Linked DNA regions of Homo sapiens: region 2 is linked to region 1. The links are chromatin loops, found by intact Hi-C in ENCODE. Cell type or tissue: PC-3. All regions are shown on one strand. Each heading gives the region's core, and the rest is flanking DNA. Links, peaks and the distances in the headings are about the cores only. Region 1 overlaps SWT1 (SWT1 RNA endoribonuclease homolog). Region 2 holds the start of LOC105371651 (a long non-coding RNA gene).

Region 1 (13,131 bases), core at 2,099-10,098:
GGTCTCACTCTGTTGCCCAAGCTGGAATGCAGTTATGCAATCATAGCTCACTTTAACCTTGAACTCGTGGGGGGCTCAAGCAATCCTCCTGCCTCAGCCTCCCAAGTAGCTGAGACTACAGACACACAACACCATGCCCAGCTAATTTTATTTTTTTGCAGAGACGGTGTCTCACTATGTTGCCTAGACTACTCTCGAACTCCGGGCTTCAAGCAAACCCCCTGCCTTGGCCTCCCAAAGTGCCGGGATTACAGGTGTCGGCCACCATGCCTGGCCATTGTTTGTGTTCTAAGCTAAGTGTTACTGGAAAAGAGTCAAAAAGTATTAAAAAATCAAAAGTTCATAAAATTAAAAAGTTATAACAACCTAAGGTTAATTTGTTATTGAAGAAAGAAAACATTTTTTAATTGAGTGGAGCCTAAGTGTACAGTGCTTATAGTCTATAGTAGTGTCATATCCAGGGCCTTCACATTCACTCACCACTCACCCACTGACTCACCACCCACCCACTGACTCACCCAGAGCACTTCCACTCCTGCAAGCTACATTGTGGTAAGTGTTCTATACAAGTATACCTTTTTTTTATCTTTTATACCGTATTTTTAAGCATGCCTTTTCTATGTTTACGTATGTTTAGGTACACAAATAATTACCATTGTGTTACAACTCCCTGTAGTATGTACAGTAGCATGCCATACAGGTTTGTAATCCAGCAGCAACAGGCCATTTACCATACAGCCTAGGTGTGTAGTGGGCTATTCCATCTAGATTTGTGTAAATACACTCTATAATGCTCACACAAGAACATGTATCCCCATCATTAAGATATGTATGACTAGCTGGGTGTGGTAGCTCACATCTGTAATCCCAGCACTTTAGGAGGCTGAGGCGAGAGGACAGCTTGAGAATAGGGGTTCAAGACCAGCCTGGCCAACACAGTGAGACCCTATCCCTATTTTTTTTTTAAGAAAAAGAATTATATATATTAAAAAAGAGAGAGAGATGTATGAGTGTATTTCCCTTTCTCTAGAATATAGGCAGCATGGGTAAATGGATGAAAGTCCATGAAAGAAGGCTGATCGATACATTCTATACTATTTTACACTCCAATAGCATACAAAACTGCTGACATTTTTATCAATAAGGTTTAAATAAAATCTGCGTAAAGTCACTATCTTTAATAATAAACATAATTTTGATTATTTTACTTATTTGTCTTATTTCAACAATTTGGCTGGAGAAAATATATAGCTACATGCTGTCAAAAATAATACATTAACTACATATATTTAAATAGTAATAAAGTAGCTTAATATTAGCAAAAAAATCAGACAATTTAAACTTAATAGTTCCAGTTACCTTATTGTTAAGAGAAAGTGTATATGTTGATTCTAAAAAGGTTTAACATGCCTTGTTAACAGGGATTGGCGCATCAAAATGTTTAATAATTCCAGAGGTTTCTGATATACGGTTAAGTATTTACTGAGTACCATCTATGTGGAAAACACTGTCCTGAGTTAAAATCAAACTTTTCTTACTATTGGAAAACACCCTTGAGGACATTGTATCACTTCTCACTACTGGCAGCTGGTTGGCCTACTGAGGTGCTAAAAGTTATTTAGAGGCACAAGAATATATTTCTCAAAATAGATAAAATTAATCCTAGGCCAGATGTGGTGGCTCACACCTGTAATCCCAGCAATTTGGGAAGCTGAAGAAGATGCATTGCTTGAGTCCAGGAGATCAAGACCAGCCTGGGCAACATGAAGAAACCCTGTCCCTACAAAAAGTACAAAAAATAGGCTGTGTGTGGTGGCACATGCCTGTAGTCCCAAGTACTCCAGAGGCTGAGGTGAGAGGATCACCTGAGCCCAGGAGGTGGAAGTTGCAGTGAGCTGAGATCACAGCACTGCACTCCAGCCTGGGCATCCGAGTGAAACCCTGTTTCAAAACAAACAAAAACCCAACTAGTTAGAATGTATCCTAGAGTATAGGGTATACTCTACCTTTACGCCTTTTATATAACTGCTTTGTAAGAATGAATTAGAACTGATCATCTGGCTTTATCCCATATACTTACTATACATACTTGTTATTTAAGTTAAAATTATTATGATAGCCCTTATTCAGACCCTTCTATTGATTTCTCCCTAATTTCATTTCTTTTACTGGTGTTTAACATCACTGACTTATTAGGTCATTTATTCCATCTGGTGGTTTTAGCATTTCTTAAAACGAGACTTAATAGCAAGGAATTTTAATTAAATATCAGAACAATAAATCATTAGGTAGAATTAGTCAGGTATAAAACAAGAAGTAAATTTTAAATAAAAGAACAGATTATAAATAAAAACTCCATAAACAAGTTAAAATATTTGTTGTCTTCAAGAAGTAATCTTCATATTATATTTAATTGCTTAATTTGGATGTGATTTGATAATTTATGATGGGATACATTTAACTCTGTCATCCAAAACTGAATTATACTGGCCAAGGGAACACTAACACCTAAGTCCACTCTAGGGGCGATGGGAATAACTGCGGCATTTCTCCGCTGATATAAGTATCAGCGGAGGTTACCTTAAAAGGTAAATATAAGGTCTTTATTTCCAATTCTTGAATGACAAATGCTGGGAAACACAGATAAGAGTTTTAGATATGTAAAATGAAATCCAGTTATTCTAAAAATTAAGTCATAGTGATGTATTATCTTCAGTAACATACAGACCCAGGTTTAAAAAAATCAGCTGGTTACTGAAAAATTCAGTCCGACTGATACGTGAATGCCACGTATTTTATCAGCTACTTTAATAAAAATTTTATTACATATTACATTTAAAATTTGATATACACATTAACTGTGCTTGTCAAACTGCAATATAGATACCATAAAAGCTCTTAATAACTGTCTATATTTTACACATATGACCTTATATGTGTCTATAATATAACAAGAACTGCCTGCTTATATTCCCTGAGTCTAACTCTTCCATTAGATCCTATCTTTCCTTCTACTAGCCCTATTTTACATAGTTGATCTAGAGAGTAATCCATAAGTAATAATCTATAGTTGATAAAGTAATCAAGGATAACAATGTAACCCGAAGAGACATTTGGGTGAATTACTGGAGGCTCCATCATCTGCTCCAGACATAAATGCCTTTTTAATCTCCTTAATCTCTCTCTCTTCCAGTCTTTCTCCTTCCTCCTGATTTTCTTATTCTTTAACCTTTCATAGCTTGCTCATCTCTCTTCTATACCTCTTTTAAAACCTCTACATTAACTATTCATCTAATGTCATAATGTAGTATAATTAGCATTCAGCCTTAAAAAAAGTTGCCTTCTATCACAAAGACTATAAAACACTCATTAAATAATCACTTACTGACCATCTACTATGTGTCATTACCTGTGCAAGGCTCCAGATACAGAAAAGTAAGACAGTTTCTGCCCTGGAGGCATTCAAAGTATTAAGGAACTGATTATAAAATAAATTATAAAAAATAAAATTATTTTTTACAAAATGGTGGCATGAAGGATGAAGCAACTAAGTCTTTTCATTTTTAAACAATAAATTGTATTATTTTTTCTTACTCAACAAAGCAACTGATATACTTGGTGATGAAAGGACAAGGTGTTGAAAGTCTGAGAAGGTAACTAAGTGATATCTGAGGAGCTGTGAAACCCTAACTGAAGAGTGGGAGGTGAAGCCTAATTATCTAAGGGTGAAAAGGCCAAGCCTCAAAGAAAGTAGGTCAGACACAAACATGAATAAACCCCTCCACTCTAGATAACAATGGCTGAATATTTTGCACACTGCAATGAGTTCAGAGTCTAAAAAGTCACTTCTAAACTTCAAAGGATGAAGTTTTTAAGGTCTTTATTTTCTACACATTAGCATGCCTGTGACAGAATCTTTAGTTTCAACAACTAGTTTAAAGAAGTAGCCTAAAGTGTGTTATCTTTGTGTAAAGTAAAGGATGACCTATTCTAAATAACCTTTTCCAAAATCTTAAGAGGTCAACTATCAATATATACAGTAAGTCAAAGAGGCGAAGTTAATAAAATTTTATCTCAAAAGCAAAAATCAGTATCTTTGAAGCATATTAGTGGATCTGAAAAGCTACTGTGATTTTAAGGTTTCTTTTCCCAGAAATAATGCATAAATATACCATATATGGTCTGTTCTTACGTTAAAATGGGGTAGGAGATTAAAAGGAAAATTAATTTTTAGAGGTTTAATAAGAAAACAAAATATATGCAAATCACACCCAAAAAACCCCAAACTTCATGACTGCAATTATTTTAGAAAAATAGCTGTCTAAAGTATTCCAAACTAAAGCCACAAGAATGTGACAGAGGTTATTAAAACTTAGAAGATTAAACAACTCAATAAAAATTAATCATCTTCCTTTCCTAAATTGAAACTGAGGTTTTATTTTCCAAAATCCTGTTCTATGATCAAGTACAAATGCCCATGCAGCATATGATTATGTCCAAACACAACGGTTAGCAGTCATTTATTGCTAAATTTAAATATGACCAAACAAAATGACAGCTAGAAAAAAAACTAAGCTATATACACTTGAGATATCTTTTAATATAAAAGCATGTCCTCAAAATGCACCTATTTATAAGGAATAGAAATTCCCTCTGCCTCTTTCCCACCCCAAATATGAGTCAAAATAATAAACCAAGAAAACACTCATTATCTCAAACATTTCAAATAAAGCTACTTCAGTTCATGAAACTCACATATGCAAAGTTTTACATGTTAAACCAAACATATTTGGGCATGAGCTAGTATATTTTTGGATTTAAAATATTACCTTTTTTTGTTTTTTAAAACATAATTTCTACCTTATTTTATAAAGGTGAAATACAAACATAAAACCTAAGCAAGTTAAAGTTTCTCACCTTCACCCTCCTTCTTAGCTTCTAAATCAGGCAGCTAGCTCATCATCTATTTCACAGAAACAGAAACATATCTACAACACTTGTATTGTTGCTTTGAATATTAGCTTTCAAGTTGAAGCTGCACGCATTTACAGTGTGCCTCAGAGTTGGATTACATGACCTGTTTAGTTAACTCTGCAAAGATGACAGTTTAAGCAAAAATACATGTAGACAATGTTTTTGATCAATATAGAAAGTAGAACTTTCCCTATTTTTAGAAATTTGCAATTCAACTCTCCAATTAATTTTGTTCCAAATGAAACTTTATCATCTTTATATACTAAGCAAAAGGTTTCTGTGGTCTTAAGAGTTACTTGATCAATCTAGACATAAGTTTACAAAAGTATAAATTAAGACTATGTAGTACTGACCAAAAACAAATCTTAAAACACTTTTGTCTATCTGAAAAAAAAATTATCAACATTGTCCTTGGCTATCTAGTGGTTAGATGAGAAAACTATTAACAAAAGTGCTCAAATTAATCCTGTATACATATAAAAGAAAAGATGAGGAGAGAAGCAATTTCTAAATGAATAGCAAATAAGCTAATTGAAGTTCTTCTCCTACCTAAAAAGAAAGTGTTCAGAAAATATAGGAATTTGCAAGATCCTCATCCCTTTTCTAACTTTGCAAAATTAGGTATTTTGCTGCCAAATATATAACCATACCGACAACTGCTCCACTAATTTTTCAATCTTAACCACAATCATGTTTAGAGTTTTCTTAAAACTGAAATACACATTTTAAACATTTCAAACTTCACATATCAACTTTAAGGAAAAAGCAAGATTAGCGCATGTAAACATAGTTAGAAAGTATTTTCACATACATCATTTCATACACTCTTCTAAAGAAGGTACCAGGATTCTCATTTAACAAGGAAAGAAACTGTGACTTAGAGGGTAAATGACATGCCCAAAGTCAGCTACAAGGGGATAAATCTAGAACTAGAACCCAAAGCTGTTAGTCTATCAAATATGTTTTCATTCACTTCTTTAACTGAAAGGCCAAGCTAAAGATCACCTGATTATCGAGCCCCAATATAACACTATATATGATCTACTATTTTTAAGATAAAAGGGAATAGAGCTAACATATAATCACTGAGCATGCATCTCAAAACCAAATGAAACTAGGTCATTTTAGCAAGCATCAAAAATGCTAATTTGCAGTCACTACAAATTGCATGCAATTTCAATATTTAATTTTAAATTTAAATTAAATTGTAAAATTTTAAAACAATATTTAGCAAAAAAATTTTTAAACTGAGCTTCTTTTGATTTAACATGATTTTGTTTCTTGAAAGATTTTAAGCACTACATGTACACTTGAAAAAATAATTATTAACTTTTATTAAATTTTAATTTAAATGCCTATTATCTGCCCGGTTTAAAAAAAAAAATTCACAATTTTGTAGTTTCCTGTTGATAAGTGAATGGTGAGTTAAGCAAACCAGTTTATTCACAATGCTCCCTACTGGTAGCTCAAGAGAAAAGCATTCTCTAATGTAACATTACAAAAAATTGCATTAGTTTTATTAAATGTGATCTCTCACCACCTGCATACAAATCCCCTGGAAAGCTTAAAAATACAACTTCCTTGCTCTACACAAATACCTACAGATATTTTTATTTAAGTTAGTCTGGGATAAAACCTTAAACTTTACATTTGTAACAAATTCCCCAACAAACAAGTTAAGAATTGCTGATGGTTAGTAATACCAACACCTTGCTCTCAAAGCACAATAGTAACCCCATGAAATGCTCTGGGAAGGTATTATTATGGCTGTTTTATGAACACTGAGGCTCAAGATAGCTTTAAAAATTTTCCCCAAGCCAGGCAAGGTGGCTCATGCCTGTAATCCCAGAATTTTGGGAGGCCAAGAAAGGAGGATCACTTGAGCCCAGGAGTTCAAGACCAGCCTGAGCAATATGGCAAACCCCATCTCTACAAAAAATACAAAAATTAGCTGACTGTGGTGGCATGTACCTGTAGTCCCAGCTACTCAGGAGACTGAGGTGGGAAGACTGCCTGAGTTCAGGAATTCGATGCTACAGTGAGCCGTGATTGCTCCACTGTACTCCAGCCTGGGAAACACAGTAATACTCTGTTTAAAAAAAAAAAAAATCACCCCAGGTCACATGCTAAAAGGTAGCAGAGCTACCAATCTTTTCTTATCCCTAGTGCTAGGTGTCCTTAAGATGAAAGAGTAACAAATTGTATTAGCCTTAAAATTCAAGTAATTATTTCTTTTAGATACTGCTTATGTAAGCAATACATGCTAAATCTTCTTAACCCTGGTTCCACCCACATCAGTTGGGGAGTCTGTAGAAATGTCTGACCAGGTCCCATTCTCAGATTCAGATTTAATAGGATTAAGGTAGGGCCCAACCACTGTTACTTTAGTATTATTATTATTTTATTATACTTTAAGTTCTGGGGTACATGTGCAGAATGGGCAGGTTTGTTACATAGGTATACACGTTCCATTGTGGTTTCCTGCACCCATTAACCCATCATCTACATTAGGTATTTCTCCTAATGCTATCCCTCCCCTAGACCCCACCCTGACAGGCCCCAGTGTGTGATGTTCCCCTCCCTGTGTCCATGTATTCTCACTGTTAAATTCCCACTTATGAGTGAGAACATGCAGTGTTTGGTTTTCTGTTCTTGTGTTAGTTTGCTGAGAATGATGGTTTCCAGAGTCATCCATCTCCCTGCAAAGGACATGAACTCATCCTTTTTTATGGCTGTATAGTATTCCATGGTGTATATGTGCCACACTTTCTTTATCCAGTCTATCATTGATAGGCATTTGGGTTGGTTTCAAGTCTTTGCTATTGTGAACACCGCTGCAATAAACATATGTGTGCATGTGTTTTTATAGTGGAATGACATATAGTCCTTTGGATATATACCCAGGAACGGGATTGCTGGGTCAAATGGTATTTCTAGATCTAGATCCTTGAGGAATCATCACACTGTCTTCCATGATGGTGGAAATAATTGCCACCAACAGTGAAAAAGCATTCCTATTTCTCCACATCCTCTCCAGCATCTGTTGTTTCTTCACTTTTTATGATCGCCATTCTAACAGGTGTGAGATAGTATCTCATTGTGCTTTTGATTTGCATTTCTCTAATGACTAGTGATGATGAGCTTTTTTCATGTTTGTTGGCTGCATAAATGTCTTCTTTTGAGAAGTGTCTGTTCATATCATTTGCCCACTTTTTGATGGGGTTGTTTTTTTCTTGTAAATCTATTTAAGTTCTTTGTATATTCTGGATATTAGCCCTTTGTCAGATGGATAGATTGCAAAAATTTTCTCCCATTCTGTAGGTTGCCTGTTCACTCTGATGATAGTTTCTTTTGCTGTGCAGAAGCTCTTTAATCAGAACCCATTGGTCTATTTTGGCTTTTGTTGCCATTGCTTTGGGTGTTTTAATCATGAAGTCTTTGCCCATGCCTATGTCCTGAATGGTATTGCCTAGGTTTTCTTCTAAAGTTTTTATGGTTTTAGGTCTTATGTTTAAGTCTTTAATCCCTCTTGAGTTAATTTTTGTGTAAGGTGTAAGGAAGGAATCCAGTTTCAGCTTTCTGCATATGGCTAGCCAGTTTTCCCAACACCATTTATTAAATAGGGAATCCTTTCCCCATTGCTTGTTTTTGTCAGGTTTGTCAAAGATCAAATGGTTGTAGATGTGTGGCATTACTTCTGAGGCCTCTGTTCTGTTCCATTGGTCTATGTCTCTGTTTTGGTACCAGTACCATGCTGTTTTTGTTACTGTAGCCTTCTAGTATGGTTTGAAGTCAGGTAGCGTGATGCCTCCAGTTTTGTTAGGATTGCTTAGGATTTTTTATTTTTTGCTTAGGATTGTCTTGGCTATGTGGGCTCTTTTTTGGTTCCATATGAAATTTAAAGTAGTTTTTTCCAATTCTGTGAAGAAAGTCAATGGTAGCTTGATCGGAATAGCAGTGAATCTATAAATTACTTTGGGCAGTATAGCCATTTTGATGATATTGATTCTTCCTACTCATGAGCATGAAATGTTTTTCTATTTGTTTGTGTCTTCTCTTATTTCTTTGAGCAGTGGTTTGTAGTTCTCATTGAAGAGGTCGTTCAAATCCCTTGTAAAAGTTGTATTCCTAGGTATTTTATTGTCTTTGTAGCAATTGTGAATGGGAGTTCACTCTTGATTTGGCTGTTTGTTATTATTGTAAAGGAATGCTTGTGATTTTTGCACATTGATTTTGTATCCTGAGACTTTGCTGAAGTTGCTTATCAGCTTAAGGAGATTTTGGGCTGAGACGATGGGGTTTTCTAAATATACAATCATGTCATCTGCAAACGGAGACAATTTGACCTCTTCTCTTCCTATTTGAATACCCTTTATTTCTTTCTCTTGCCTGATTGCCCTGGCCAGAACTTCCAATACTATGCTGAATTGGAGTGGTGAGAGAGGGCATCCTTGTCTTCTGCCAGGAATGCTTTCAGTTTTTGCCCATTCAGTATGATACTGGCTATGGGTTTGTCGTAAATAGCTCTTATTATTTTGAGATACATTGTATCAATACCGAGTTTACTGAGAGTTTTTAGCATGAAGGGCTGCTGAATTTTGTCAAAGGCCTTTTCTGCATCTATTGAGATAATCATGTGGTTTTTGTCTTTGGCTCTGTTTATATGCTGGATTACATTTATTGAATTGCGTATGTTGAACCAGCCTTGCATCTCAGGGATGAAGCTGACTTGATCATGGTGGATAAGCTTTTTGATGTGCTGCTGGATTTGGTGTGCCATAATTTTATTAGGATTTTCGCATTGATGTTCATCAGGGATATTTGCCTGAAATTTTCTTTTTTGTTGTGTCTCTGCCAGGTTTTGGTATCAGGATGATGCTGGCCTCATAAAATGCATTAGGGAGGATTCCCTCTTTTTCTATTGTTTGGAATAGTTTCAGAAGAAATGATACCAGCTCCTCTTTGTACCTCTGGTAGAATTCAGCTGTGAATCTGTCTAGTCCTGGACTTTTCTTTTGGTTGGTAGGCTATTAATTGCTGCCTCAATTTCAGAACTTGTTACTGGTCTATTCAGGGATTCGACTTCTTCCTGGTTTGGTCTTGGGAGGGTGTATGTGTCCAGAAATTTATCCAATTCTTCTAGATTTTCTAATTTATTTGCATAGAGGTGTTTATAAGTAGTCTCTGATGGTAGTTTGTATTTCTGTGGGATTGGTGGTGATATCCCCTTTATCATTTTTTATTGCATCTATTTGATTCTTCTCTCTTTTCTTCTTTATTAGTCTAGCTAGTGGCCTGCCATACAAGAGCTCCTGAAGGAAGCACTAAACATGGAAAGGAACAACCGGTACCAGCCACTGCAAAAACATACCAAATTGTACGTAAAGACCATCGACACTATGAAGAAACTGCACCAACTAACGGGCAAAGAAAACCAGCTAACATCATAATGGCAGGATTAAATTCACACATAACAATATTAACCTTAAATGTAAATGGGCTAAATGACCCAATTAAAAGGCACAGACTGGCTAATTGGATAAAGAATCAAGATCCATTGGTGTGCAGTATTCAGGAGACCCATCTCATGTGCAAAGACACACACAGGCTCAAAATAAAGGGATGGAGGAATATTTACGAAGCAAATAGAAAGAAAAAAAAGCAGGGGTTGCAATCCTAGTCTCTGATAAAACACACTTTAAACAAACAAAGATCAAAAGAGACAAAGGCATTACATAATGCTAAAGGAATTAATGCAACAAGAAGAGCTAACTATCCTAAATACATCTGTACCCAATACAGGAGTACCCAGATTCATAAAGCAAGTTCTTAGAGACCTACAAAGAGACTTAGACTCCTGCACAATAATAGTGGTAGACTTTAACACCCCACTGTCAATATTAGACAGATCAATGAGACAGAAAATTAACAAAGATATCCAGGACTTGAACTCAGCTCTGGACCAGGCAGACCTAACAGACATCTACAGAACTCTCCGCCCCAAATCAACAGAATATACATTCTTCTCAGCACCACACTGCCCTTATTTTAAAATTAGGCCGGGCGCAGAGGCTCACGCCTGTAATCCCAGCACTTTGGGAGGCTGAGGGGGGTGGATCATGAGGTCAGGAGATCGAGACCATCCTTGCTAACATGGTGAAACCCGGTCTCTACTAAAAATACAAAAAAATTAGCTGGGCATGGTGGCGGGTGCCTGTAGTCCCAGCTACTTGGGAGGCTGAGGCAGGAGAATGGCATGAACCCAGGAGGCGGAGCTTGCAGTGAGCTGAGATTGCGCTACTGCACTCCAGCCTGGGCGACAGAGCAAGACTCCGTCTCAAAAAATAAATAAATAAATAAATAAAATTGACCACATAATTCGAAGTAAAACACTCTTCAGCAAATGCAAAAGAATGTAAATCATAACAAACAGTCTCTCAGACCACAGTGCAATCAAATTAGAACTCAGGATTAAGAAACTCACTCAAAACCGCTCAACTACATGGAAAGTGAACAACCTGCTCCTGAATGACTACTGGGTACATAATGAAATGAAGGCAGAAATAAAGATATTCTTTTTGAAACCAATGAGAACAAAGACACAACATACCAGAATCTCTGGGACACATTTAAAGCAGTGTGTAGAGGGAAATTTATAGCACTAAATGCCCACAAGAGAAAGCAGGAAAGATCTAAAATTGACACTCTAACATCACAATTAAAAGAAGTAGAGAAGCAAGAGCAAACAAATTCAAAAGCTAGCAGAAGAAAAGAAATAAGTAAGATCAGAGCAGAAATGAAGGAGACAGAGACACGAAAAGCCCTTCAAAAACTCAATGAATCCAGGAGCTGGTTTTTTGAAAAGATCATTCCTATTTTTTTAAACTCCCAGGTGATTATAGTCTGCCACTAGGGCTGAGAATCACTTGGGCCAGTGATGCTCAGCCTTCAGCATGAACAGAATCACCTAGAGGACACAGACCTATAGGCCTCATACCCACAGTTTCTGATTGAATAAATCTGAGAGGGCCTGAAAATCTGCACTTTTAACAAGTTAGATGTGGTGATGATGCTGGTCTTGTGATTACACTTTGAGAACCACTAGATAAGCATATTGGCTAGAGGTTCTCAACCTTGCTGACACATATGAATTACCTGGGGAAATTTTTTAAATCTTCATTGCCAGGCACACCCCAGACTAATTACATATGAATCTCTAGGGTGGAGGATCCAGGCATCAATATGTTTTAAAGTTCCTAAAATTAAAAAAATTTCCTTACAGCAGAGGTTTATAAAGCCATTAATATGCTAATAATACAAGTGATTTCCCCAGAAGGTGGTATAGTATGCAATATTTCCAGTTTTTTGAACCAGAAACACTTCTGGCACATAATTAACAGCTCTGAATATCTGAAATACTGGCCTATCAGATAAAATGGAAACTGCTTTGCATGGCCTGAGACACACTCCTCCAACCTCGATCCAGCCTCATCTTTTGCCAACCCTTCCTCCCGCCACTGCATATATATATCTCTATTAAAATACTAATACCTTTTGATTGCAAGATCTGTTTTAATATGATTGAATTATTTCCACAGCTGTTTGGATTCAGAGGTCATATCTTATTTCTCTTTGGTCCCCAGTGCCTAGTACGATACCAAGTATAGCAGGTGTTCAATGAACATCTGCTGAGTTATTACTTTCTGTAGAAAATATACTGTCAAGTATGGCTTTTATGCAATCTAGAGTGAACAGAAGTTTTTACACAGCTAAAATCAGAACTCAATAGTTCACCCTTATGGAGCCACACTTATTTTAATAAGGCTTTAAATTATAAAGGGACTATTTGCATTTAGAGGTAACATTTAACTTGTGTTAGGATCTGCCATACTTTAAATTCATTAATAACTTAAGGGTGGCAGAAGTTTAGATAACTTTTTATTATAAGAATTATTTAGGCCAACTGCGATTCAAAAAGAGGCAAAAATGCCTTCTAGATTAACAAGGCAAAAATGCCTTGTATATTAACAATAGTTTGCAAAAACCATTCAAGAGAAATGAAAAAAAAATTTTTTGAAAATTCAAGTTTTTCAAACTTGAACATAGCAAAATCAACTCAGTTTTGTTTCTGTTTTAATTTACAAAGAACAGTATTTT
Region 2 (13,131 bases), core at 1,037-9,036, 53 kb before region 1:
TTCCAGTAATGAGCTTAAGAAATTTGTGGAAAATAACTCACCTGGCATCTTACATCTGAAATAAGGAATGATATAAGGTTTTTTTTTCTCACAGAAGATGAAGCACACAGGAACCTAATGGGCCAACTGGGATGAGGTGACTATTCTGAGATGACTATTCAGTGGCTAACTTGGGTTAGGAAGAAAATAATTAGGTATTTTCTCCAAATGTTCACTGGTACTCTGCCACTTTATTTCTCTCATCTGTTACACAAAGAACCACCAGGAAAGCAAATCAGTTTGGTTGGTAACTCTGTAATTCCTAACTATCACTGGTTTGGTTCTGGACTAAAACTACATTGACAGATTGAATTTGCCTAATATGATGACTGTTTTTAATATGGATCTGTATGTGTTCTATTCAGCACAAGGAAATAAAATTTTAGTTGAGGATTCAGCACTAAAATCCTTGAGATCACTTCTCATTTCATAAGTGACATGCTTAATGCAAATAATATATGGGAATACTTTGGGTCAAAGTTTTCCTGCATTACCTTGGATGCCAAAGAGGTAGTTTGGTGGCCAAAAAGTATCTTTTTTTAAGAAGCTGTTGTAGCTAGTCTGCATGAACATGAGAAGTTTCCATAAAGGAAAAAAAGCAGTGCTCAGTGGCCATTTGTTACTGTTAATCTGTATCTAAAAGGTACATACTTTCTTCAGAGAGGGAGAAAATGGCATAGCCTCAGCACAATTTAAAAAAAAAAAAAAGCTTTTTAACCAGTAGGAATTTTTGAATAGTTTCAAAATAATATTGATAATACCACACTTCTGGTCAACTTAATAAAACACTCTAAATTTCCTAAAAAGGTAGAAAAGCTATAAAATATCTAAACCAAATATTATTGGTTATACTCGGGTGGATCTTTTATTATGAACTTTAAATGTAGGGTTCTGATTTTTGGCTTCTAGTGTGTCATGTACTTTACCACTGCTCAACATGTTTTCAAATTCCCAATATAATAATCATATTTTAGGGAAAATCCAGGATTTGAGTATGTGATATATCATTAGAATCCTTGCTTAATTAACAAATTAGGTGTGTGCCCTATTACCTCTCCTGACCTCAGAATTCTTAAAATTGAAGTAGGCAAAGGAGGAGCCCCAGTAGGACATTTCTGTAACTGCATGCAGAGTTGCCTTCAGAAAAGTGAATATGATTCATGGAAAATTCAGTTGCTGTCGTAATTTACACGCAGCTGCTTTTTGTTCCAAAAAAAAAAGGTCTGAAGAGTCAGCAAGTGAGACATAAGATACAAGGTTAATTAACTAGGTGTAAAGGAGAAAGAAAAACACTCATATATGAATCCTTAAATCCTTGGTAAGACTGAGCTACAAGTTTCATCCTATAAACAGGTTTTATTAAGTTAAATCAGTGTCTCTAGGTTAAAAAGGAGTAATTGCTATGAATTGCAGATATCCTTCATAATAAAACTGCCAGTTTCTCAAGAATATTAATGACACTTTGAACAAGTAGAGTTTATAAACAGGAACATACAAACTCATGTGAATGTCATGGGTTCTTCAACCTATGAGCATCAATAATCTTGGCCAATAAAATAATGAACTTTATTAACAGCTCCACACCTTACTGGGTGGAGAGAACAAAGGTGAGAAGCAAAACTCAATCATTATGCTGGATCTGTGTGGAATGCCTTTAACAGAGGCATATATCTGAATAGAGGCCACACACTTGCTCAGGATGACCAAAGGAAGTAACATAATTTTAGCCAGAAAAAAAAGGCACACAGAAAGACCTAACTTGGAGTAATGAAACTACTGAGATGAAATGTCCAGCAAGGTAATAAGATGAGATCTGTTAAAACGATTTTTAAATGGGTAAAATATTTGAAGACACTTTGCAAAAGAAGTTGATGCCATAAGAACACAGGAAAATACTATCATAAATCATTAAGAAAATGTAAATTAAAACCAAAATGGCATACACCTATTGAAACTGAATATACCAAATTCTGCTTACGATGCAGAGCAACTTGAACTCTCATACATTGCTGGAGGAACTGCAAAGGTGCACAGGCAGTTTAAAAAACAATCCATCCATTTTCTAATAATCTGTGACAAAGCAATCCCATTCGTAGGTATTTACCCAAGTGAAGGAACATATTCACACAAACCTGTATGTGAATATAGCAACTTTATTCATAATCACCAAAAACTGAATTCAGTGAAGTAGCCTTCCACCTGGTGAATGAATAAATTTGTACATCCATGGCAATGCAATACTTCTTGGGAATAAAATAATGAACTACTGATAATATGGATAAGTCTCAAGCATCATGCTAAATAAAAAGCCAGACTCAAAAGCCTCCATTAGCTGGGCATAGTGGCATGCACTTGTAGTCCCAGCTACTCAGGAGGCTGAGGTGAGAGGATTGCCTGAGCCCAGGAGTTCAAGGCTGTAGTATGCTATAATGTCTGAACAGCCACTGCACTTGGGCAACATAGCAAGACCCTGTCTCTTAAAAAAACAGTCTCCATTTATATAGCATTCAGGAATAGGAAAAACTACAGGGAAGGCAAACACATCAATGGCCTCCTGAGCTGGGAATGGGAGTTAATTACAAAGGGACATGAGGGAATTTTTAGGGGTGGTGTGACTTCAATATCTTGACTGCTGATGATTGATTGATTACATGTTTGACAGAACTCACAGAACTCTACACTTACGAAGGAAAAAAAGTTTTGTTTTTCTAGCTTAACCAAAGTGGTACCAAACCTTTAAAATATCAAGCTTAGAAGAAGGGCTAGAACATGTCCATATTTTACCTCATTAGAAATAAAGAATAGGATGTTGAAAATGGTTTGTGCTTTAAGAAGACTGAACCAAGCTAGTAGCTCGGATTTGGGTGTCCACCACCTCACCTTCCAGGCTTATAACTGGTAATTCTGCTCAAGAATCTGTCCTCAGTGTTTTCAACATCGAGAATTAATTTGAGACAAACTACATCTAGTTCATAAACAAAGCTAGAATTAAAAAGGATTCCTGTCACAGGCCAAAACTAGTCTACAAACCCTCAGGGTGGCCAATTCTTGCTTTTAACAACAGCCAAAGATATTAAAGAATTCCATGAATACAGAGATGGATTTTTAAAAATACAAGTATATATAATACTAAAACCCTCAGGAAAGCCAACATCTTGAGGTACTCTGGCTCCAGAAGAATCCATTTCTGTGGGCCATATTCCAAGATCTAAGAGGTGTATCTGTTTGACTTTACTGAGTGGCTTTTCACCTGACAGACCAGACAAACTTAAAAGCTTTCAAGTCAAACTTTGGTAGGCAAAGGTAAAGTATGTCTTTTGTTTTAGAGTAGGTGAGCCTGCAGGTCAATTTGTCAAAAATATTAACTAACCACAACTATGAGACACTACACACAGTGTAGTTCCTGCCTTCATGGGGCTCAGTTCTGTTCACTGGAGTGGGTTTTATATATACCCAATAAATAGAAGTGTGACTGGCCTGTCCAATCTCGAAGTCAGAAAAGGGCCATGGGTAGCATCACATCCTTAGAGACTGGATGCAGTCACCAGACTTTGAGGAAAGAGGGAAATTCATCCCAACCTGTCATGCTAGCTAAGAGAGCAAAAAGTCAAGAATATGAACAATGTGACCTAGGCTCTGAAAGCTGACCAAGACACCATCTAAATAAACCTGGACTGACAATGAAAGGACTTTCGTTCTCCCTTAAAATAATGTTCAAAATAGCAAGGAAATAGAGCTTCAGATGTGTCTTGTGTCACCTGGTCTTTCATGTGACAGTCAAAGATCCACAATGTGAAAGTGGGATTAACCCATCTGTGAAGTTCTAGTCTGTGCAGTCACAATTGACCACTGCAGGTTTTAACAAGAGGACCCTGTGGGGACACAACAGACTTCAATTCTTTAGCCAGCTTTTCCTTGGCTCAGAATATGGAGAGAGCTGGAGGCCCTCCAAACCAGAGGATGTTCGCTGGTCTTCCCAGGAGAGAAATGAACTATCTTTTGTAAAAGTAAGTTTCAAAGGCCAAGTGTAGTGGCTCATGCCTGTAATCCCAGCACTTTGGGAGGCCAAGGCAGGTGGATAACTTGAGGTCAGGAGTTCAAAACCAGCTTGGCAAACATGGTGAGATCCTGTGTCTACTAAAAATACAAAAAAAAAATTAGCCAGGCATACTGGTACATGCCTGTAATCCCAGCTACTTGGGAAGCTGAGGTATGAGAACTGCTTGAATCCAAGAGGCGGAGGTTGCAGTGAGCCGAGATCGAGCCACTACGCTCCAGCCTGGGTGACAGAGTGAGACTCTGCCTCAAAAAAAAAAAAAAAAAAAGGAAGTTGCAAAACAGTAAAGGAACTCTCAACCCCTGCATTACATGATTAGGACAACAAATAGAAAAGTAATAAAGTTTACGATCATAAAAAAAAAAAAAAAGCAACAAAGAAGGGAGAGGGAAAAACAAACAAAAAAAAGCAAGACCTGACATTTCAAATGATTTCAAATGGAAGAAATAAAAGCTAAAACAAAAATTTTAAAACAATGTTTTTGAATAAAAAAGACTAGAAAGTTAAAAAAGGACATCTTCACATCTCAATAATATTGAAAAAGTTTTTTATATAAGACTGAAGTAGGCATAAGGGTAAATATGTGATAAGACTGAAAAGAAATTTTAAGGAAAGGATTAACCTATATTAAAGCGATAAAAAAAAAAAAAAGAGGAGTTACCAGAACAAGGAAAAACAAAAACCCAACAATAACAACTAGAAGTTGAAGGATAAGGGTCTGAAAAAACTTCTTTTCATGGGGGTCAGCAGGCAACAGATGAATGTATATTTATTTGGCTTCTCAGGAAAGAAAAGGAAAGAGGCAGAGAGCAGAGATGCCCTCTTAAAGCTTCCCCATTTGCCCAGAAGCTCATAATCTCTGACAGCACTTTGAGCCCCATCTGTGCGGCTGGTGGTGTGGTTCCCTAATCTGGCAAACCCAAAGCTTAACAGGTTCTACACCAACTAGTGAATATCCTGAACAAGTTCTCTTTTATTGCAGACAGTCACTTTTATAATCATACCTTATGTACATATCAGAAACAATTTGGAAGTAAAAAGCCAAATCTTACCAAAAATAAGTTATTTATTGCTTTAAAAAATAAACATTTATAATAGAATACCAAATTCTATTTAATCTAATGTGTTAACAAAAGCATAATATATTCCAGTAAACAAGGACTTCCAACTTATCCTATAACTAAAAAGTCAACTAAACAGTTGGTTTTAGCTAGAGACAAACATCAGTCACTGCCACCAAATTCCATTATATAAATTTATTTTGCTTCACATTTAAGGAGAAACCCAGCAGAGGGGTCGCCCTGCTCTTCCCCACTAGAAATGTACTGAAAAGTGACAAGCCCACAGAAGGAAAGGCTGTATAAGGAAGTAGGAGCTTCAGTCAAATTTCTACTTTCATTACCCTGAGGGAGGTGAAGGAGGGTGTTATTTTCATCAGGTCAACATGGATGACAGTTTGATCATAAAAAACAGCCCACATTAAGATTTCATTTGTGAAATATGGTGAGCATGATCATGCCCTAATGATTTCTTAGGGTTTGGCAGTGTCTCTGGTCACATGCCCATACTTAGGGTTGAAAGAAATGCTAATACTGTACCCTGGGTCTTCCTCAGATGCCACAGTGGCTCCTGCCCTAGGATGACTAAAAATACGGCTCTCCTTTCCTTAGAGATACTGGCTCACTATCAAGAATAGAGGTAGGGAGGCATTGTGAACTCCAGAAGAGTTGAGTCTATGGAGTTTATTCCACAGTGGATACATTAGGCTTTTTAGAGCTACAATGAGACTGTCAGTAATAGGCGATCACCTTTTTATACCTATGAAACATTTCTTAAAATTCTCTTGGGTTTGGCCCAAAAGAGTGACCAGATTGAAAACTACTCTGTTATTCTTAAGGACAAATGCAATTCCTTTAAAGTTACAAATCAGTACTTATATCCTATAGTTGAGCATGTCTTCACACCATCCCCTGTTTTTGGCCTCCATATAAACAGATGCATTGCACTGCTGCATGGTATATTCCATCTCAACCAGCTGGCGGCATCCAATGGTTAACTTTTCCCTAGGAGAAAAAGAAATATTAAATCATTGCAAGACAGCTAGTCAGAGAAATAAAAATTCTTTTTCATTTTATTTTACATTTTAATTGACAAATAAAAAATATATATATATTATGTATAACATGATATTCTGAACTAGGTATATATTGTAGAATGGCTCAATCAAGCTAAATAACATATGCATTATTCCACACACTTATTTTTGTGGCGAGGACATGTAAAATCTACATTTTTAAAATTACTATTTAAAAAAAAACTTTTTTTAGAGATAGAGTCTCAGCATCTTGCCCAGGCTGGCCTCGAACTCTTGGGCTCAAGTGATCCTCCTACCATGGCCTCCCAAAGTGCTAGGATTACATGCATGAGCCACCACGCCCAGCCTTAGTTATTATTTTTAAAAGACAGGGTCTCACTCCTGTTGTCCAGGCTGGAGTACAGTGGTGCAATCACAGCTCACCATAGCCTCAACCTCCTGGGCTCAAGTGATCCTCTAACCTTAGCCTCCCAAGTAGCTGGGATCACTGGTACACACCACCACATCTAATTTTGTTTTGTTTTGTTTTGCTTTTTTTTTTGGTAGAGACAGGGTCTCACTATGTTGCCCTGTCTGGTCTCATTCCTGGGCTCAAGCAATTCTCCCATGTTAGCCTCCAAAAGTGTTGGGATTGCAGGCATGAGCCAGTGCATCTAGCCAAACTCTACTTTCTTAGTGATTTTCAAAATACAATACATTGTCATTAACTAAAGTCACCATGTTGTACAATAGATCTCTGAACTTATTTCTCCTATCTGAAATTTTGTGTCCTTTCACCACCATCTCCTCAAAGCCCCCCATCCTCCTAGCCCCTGGTAACCACCATTTTATTTTCTACTCATACTTTTTTAGATTCCACATATCAGTGAGAACATGTGGGTATCTGTCTTTCTGTGCCTGGTTTATTAATGTCTTTTAGGTTCATCCATGTTGTTCCAGATGACAGGATTTTCTTCTTTTTTTAAGAGTGAATAGTATTCCACTGTGTATATATCCCACATTCTCTTTATCCATTCGTTCACTGATAGACATTTAGGTTGATTCTGTATCTTGGCTATTGTAAATGGTGCTGCAATGAACATTGGAGTGCAGATATCTTTTTGACATACTGATTTCATTTCCTTTGGATATATTAAAAATTCTATTCCAACTGTGTGGCTTACCCCTTGGATTAAAACATCTTAACATAAGCCCATTTCCTACTAAGAGAGGTCCTTCAGAGAGTAAGGTAGAACTAGATTGTTCAACCAAGCCCATTATATAAAAGGCTATGTTAGGCATCCAGCTTTGCCTGTTGGTGGCAGGTCCACCACGGAAGAAGCCCTAATTCCAGAATTCTAGGAATCACACCAAGGTTGTCTTCATGTTGGCTATGTAAGAATTTGTGCAACTAAGTGCTTTTATCTTCCTATGTTATTTGTTTGTGCTAATCATAATTGATGGTATTTTACCTCAAATATCAAAGAATGTATTTCAAATCCCAGTATTAGTCCATTATATTTTTATTTTTCTCTTATTTGGCTTGAGAGTAAAGAAGAGGCAGACTGGAGGATATTAAGAGGATGTACCTCCTGAAAGGAACAGATACTTGAGAGGGGTAAGGAAGTTGACAGAGTTTCAATTCTTAGAAATATTGCTGAGACAAGTTACCTAGCAGTTACCAAAGGAATGTTAGTAACCTTAAACCAAGGGTGGGGAAGCAGGGAGTGCTTAATATGTGCCATATCTACTTCACAATTTTACTTCAGGCAAAGCCAGCCAGGCTCTCAAAAGCTAACATGAGACTACAAATTGTGGAATCCCAAATTGTAGGACACCAATCCATTATATCTAGCATCTAGAATTCAAAGTGTCAAAGAATTCAATCCCGTAAATAACTCTTTTAATCTACTGGGAGATGGTCTATGTAAGTTCACAAAGAGCACCCAACATCTAGTATAGCATCTGGCATGTTAAGTATTCAAAACTGGCAGTCATTTTTATTTTAACAGTTACACTGTCATTACTTCCTTGGCTTCTGAGATAGCTCTGCCATATTCATGGTGTTGGAGAGAACCACTAGCTACCTCTCCCACTGCCCCTCCCACATGACAGATCTCTTGATGGAGAGTACAAAGGAAGAAGAACTGAGGGGACAATCAGAACTCGGGACAGGACAAGGAGTAGTGACAACACCGAAGTAAATAATAATAAAGTAAATGTACCATATTTGGAATAATGTCACTTCTTGACAATGTGTGGTTTCTCTGAGACTGATTAAAGCCTGACTTTTGGGTGGCTCACATCTGTAATCCTAGCAACTCAGAAGGCTGAGGCAGCAGGATCATGAAGGCCAGGAGTTTGAGAGCAGCCTAAGCAATACAGTGTGACCTGCTCCCTAAAAATAATAATAAAAAAAATTTAAATCTGACTTTTGGCTTTGTGTAACCCTAATCTCATTTTCTACATTTAAAGTTTAAAAATAGGGCTATGGTGCTGCCAATTCTTCACAACTACTCAAAAAAATGATTTTGAAACACTCTTAAGGGATTCAAAATAGCAGAGATATAAATGTTTTCTTACAAACTTAAAAACGAAACAAACTAAAAGGGTAGGCCCCTATTCCTGTCCTTATTTATTCCACATGTGAAAAAAATATCCTTCAGTAACTAGACTTTTGAATCTATTTCTGTGTCTTATGTTTTTCTTCCTCTCACCCCTTGTAATTAAGAAATGAGCTCTATCTTCTCTTTTCCTCCTAGTGGCATTTGTTTCTTAATTCACGTGAGTTAGTATTCTGGACAATGGATTATCACCTACAGATTTTGCTTCCTGTAGCAAGTTCCGTCATCACTGGCTGAGAAAAGTATTGGCTGTTTTTCATAGTGTCTGCTTGGCCTATACTTTTTATTAGATCATGGTGATAGGCATTCTTAAGTTCCTTTACCTGGTGGTTAATCTGTAGAATGACAGAATATTGGCTGCAGGGGCACCTTAACACCTCTGCTTGTCTTCTGCAGCATCTCCAGTGAGTCATCTGACCTCAGCTTTTCCCTCCTGGTGATGGGACACTCACTATTGTAAGACGCAGTTCACTGCTAGATAGTTCTTCCTTTATATTGGGCCTATAAAAACCATCTATCTGACCTGAGTCTGCCTAAAATAAAACAAAAACTCTCTTTCCCTTCTTCCTCTGATAGTACAAATATTTTATGTCCCTATTTCTTTTTTTCCAAGAGGAATTATTCCAATTCCTGATCCTTTCGAGAACAGAGCTCAAAACTGGAGGTTGCTTCTGGTTCTGCGATTCATGAGATTCTGCAAAATAACAGCCACTATTTCTCTAGATTTTCCTATTAATGGTATCAAATTTGCTTTGACCAAATCTCGGGTCAAAATAACTAGAAATTTTATCATACAATTTAAAAATAATTCCACACAGTTTTGTGATTCCTTTCGCATAACCAATTTGGTCAAAGTGGCATGGTACTAGTGAATTTACATGATCTAATTCCAGTGCTGGATGCAATTTTTCCAAAATCCAAGAATGAGGTCTATAATGGATATGTGTTTTACAACCCTCTGAATTTTTCTATTTTTCTGAATTTTCTATTGCAAATTTCTACATTTGCAATGTGTACGTCAAATAAAAGAAAAATGAAATACAATGTAATATATAAAATACAAATATAAAAGCAGTATATAATAGCTAACATCAACGGTAAAAGAATGAATGCTTTCCTCCTCAGATCAAGAACACGATAAGGAAGGCTTCTTTCACTATTCAACTTTGTACCATTTTGTACAACTTTGTACAACTTTGTACTATTCAACATTGTACTAGAAGTTCTAGCCAGAGCAATTAGGCATGAATAAGAAATAAAAGAGATCCAAACTGGAAACAAAGAAACAGAATAATTTCTATTTGTAGATCCTAAAGAAGTCACAAAATAACTGCTAGATCTAATAAACTAATTCAGCAAAGTTGCAATGTAAAAGATCAACACACAAAATCAATTGTATTTCTATACATTAGCAATGAACAAGCAGAAAAGGAAATAATTCCACTTATGATAGCATCAAAAATAATAAAATACTCGGGAATCAATTTAATCAAAGAGGTATAAGACCTGTACACTGCCCATATGCGGTGGCTCATGCCTGTAATCCCAGCACTTTGGGAGGCTGAGGCGGGCAGATCACAAGGTCAGGAGTTCGAGACCAGCCTGGCCAACATGGTGAAACCCCGTCTCTACTAAAAACATACAAAAATTAGCCGGGCCTGGTGGCGTGCACCTGTAATCCCAGCTACTCAGGAGGCTAAGGCAGGAAAATTGCTTGAACCCAAGAGGCAGAGGTTGCAGTGAGCCGAGATCGCGCCACTGCAATCCAGTCTGGGCGACAGAGTGAGACTCTGTCTCAAAAACAAAAACAAAAACCACTGCTGAAGGAAATTAAAGAATATCTAAATAAGAGAAAAAGCATCCTATGTTAATGGACTGTAATATTTAGTAAGATGGTAATACTCCCCAAACTGATCTACATTGTCAATGCAATTTCTATCAAAATCCCAACAACCTTTTTTGTAGAAACAGAAAAGCTGATCCTAAAATTCAGATAGAATTGCAAGGCATCCCAAATAACAAAACCTTGAAAAAGGAAAATGTTAGAGGACTTACACTTGTCAATTTCAAAACTCACTACAAAGCAACTATTACCAAAATAGTTTGGTATGAGCAGACAGACAGACATCCAATGAATCAGAACTAAAAGTTCTGAAGTAAACCCTCACATATATGGTCAACTGATTTTCATCAAGGATGCTAAGACCATTCAATGGAGAAAGAATGGTCTCTTCAACAATAATACTATTAGGAAAACCTGATATCCACATACATGTATATGGATGGATGAATGCATGAATGAAGCTGGACCCCTTACCTTACATCATATACAAAAATTAACTCAAAATGGATCAATGGCCTAACTGTAAGAGCTAAAACTATAAAAATGTTAGAAGAAAACACTGGGATAAATCTTCATAACCTTAGGTTTGGCAATGGATTCTTAGGTAGTCTTAAAAGCATGGGCAATGCAAGAAAAAAATACATAAATAATCAAAATTAAAAACTTTTGTGCACCAAAGGATACTACCAAAAAGTGAAGACAACTTACAGAGTGGGAGAAAATATGTGCAAATTATGTATCTGATAAGGGTCTAATATCCAGAATATATAACATGTTGAACCGCCAGGTGTTGATGTGGTTAATAAGGACAAGGCAAATTAAAAGTAACCATCAAGTTTTTATTCACTTCTTGCCACAGTATAAGCAAGGGGCAAAATGAGAGGTGCTAGTTCTCCAGTGTTTCATTACTTCCCTAGGAAAGGGTGAGATAAATATGCACTGCTGGGTTGTCGGGGTGGGGCACACTGTCTCACTGCTGAGAAGCCCTGAAGAAGGCTGCTGCCTCTCTGCATCTTCATGAACCCAGGGGCCCACGGGGAGGAAGAGGAGGAAGGGCTAGAAGCAGAAAAGTACTGAGTCAGATAAGACAGAAATACCTTAGTCAAAGCCTCCAAAAGGAAGCCTCAGTGGAGGTACCTGGGAAGTGCCTCAGCCAACTCCCCCATCTCCTCATAAGAAGGCCTCCAAACAGAGTCACCTGAGCTAGGAATACAGCTGTGTGTGAGTGTGGCTGCAGGGAGTCTCAGTCACTGCCAGTAAGTACCTCCAGAAAACAGCATACACTGGCATGGAAAAAAAAAAAAAAGACACTTATCTGAGGAATGCAAGCCTGTTTAAATTATCAGGTCCAGAGAGGCACTGGAATGAAACAGCAGTCACATCACTCCCCCTTGAGCTAAATAATTATCTCTTGAAGACACTTGCTATGTGGGCTCTAGGCTAACTGACAAGAAGAAGCCACAACTGCCATATGCTGGACACCCTAACTCATACCCTCTAATTCAAAAATGTATAGCCAATCACTGAACAATGATATATCTGTCAACTATTGAGAATTCCTGTCAAATAACTTTGTATTAGCCCACTCCTTGTTCTCTCTCCCTTTAAAAATTTGCTTGTAACAAGGGCTGAGGGTACACTCCCCAAGGCAACTTTAACACACACCAGGGGCAGCTGTCTTCACTCTGGCTCAAGTAAACTCTTTAAATTATATTTTGTGCCTCAACTCTTCCTTTTAGGTCAACATTTCCTTAGGTATGGGGAAAGCAGCTTCCGCCATTGAGTTTGTCAGATAAAGCCTTGTAATTGTCTATAGTGGGCTCAAACATCACGTAAGATTTTGGCCTGAGGCCAAATTCCTCATAAAGAATTCTAATAACAGAAAGAAAGCCAACCCACTAAAAATGAGCAAAGGGCTTGAATAGACATTTCTCCAGAAGATATACAAATGGCCAAATAGCACATGAAAAGAAGTTCAACCTCTTCCCTAATTAATATTAGAGAAATACAAATTGAAATCACAATGAGATACAATTTCATACTCATCAGGATGGCAATAACTAACCAAAACCAAAAAAGGGAAAATAACAAGTGTTGTCCAAGATGAAGAGAAGTTGGAACTGTTGTATATTGTTAGTGGAAATGTAAAATAGTGTAGCTTCTGAGAATTAGAATCTCACCCAGGAATTCTACTCCTAGGTATATGACCCCCAAAATGGAAAATAATTATAAGAATTCAAATATTTATACACAAAGAGCAATACTACTTATAACAGTCAAAAAGTGGAAAGAACCCAAATGTCCATCAAGAGATGAATGAATAAACAAAATGTGGTGTGTATATATGTGTGTGTGTGATGGAATCTTATTCAGCCACGAAAAGGAATGAAGTATTGATATATGCTAAAATGTGGATAAACCTCAAAAACATTATGCTAAGTGAAAAAAGAGAGATACAAAGGTCACATGTATACATCGGAGATGGGGTGCATCT

The links. Peaks named below come from ENCODE experiments on the same cell type or tissue, not always from the same donor. Only the 100,000 strongest peaks of a DNase experiment are listed, where the experiment ranks them.
Region 2: it touches region 1 in a loop (2.9-fold over the local background); 8 of 110 quality-filtered maps call a loop at or near these places.

The regions. Positions count from the first base shown.
Region 1 is chr1:185,231,944-185,245,074 of GRCh38, reverse strand. All of the region lies in intron 16 of SWT1 (SWT1 RNA endoribonuclease homolog), which reads right to left. Among named protein-coding and RNA genes, the nearest start is that of IVNS1ABP, 79 kb to the left of the region's middle. In PC-3, for the core only: a CTCF peak has its summit at 6,472; no DNase peak of the experiment used is centred there.
Region 2 is chr1:185,283,702-185,296,832 of GRCh38, reverse strand. It overlaps SWT1 (SWT1 RNA endoribonuclease homolog), which reads right to left. Exons shown (of 19, transcript NM_017673.7): 19 at 5,052-6,159. The coding sequence ends at 6,030. It overlaps LOC105371651 (a long non-coding RNA gene), which reads left to right and starts at 6,159. Exons shown (of 3, transcript XR_922360.3): 1 at 6,159-13,131. IVNS1ABP (influenza virus NS1A binding protein) reads left to right here. Exons shown (of 15, transcript NM_006469.5): 15 at 1-445. In PC-3, for the core only: no CTCF peak of the experiment used is centred there; no DNase peak of the experiment used is centred there.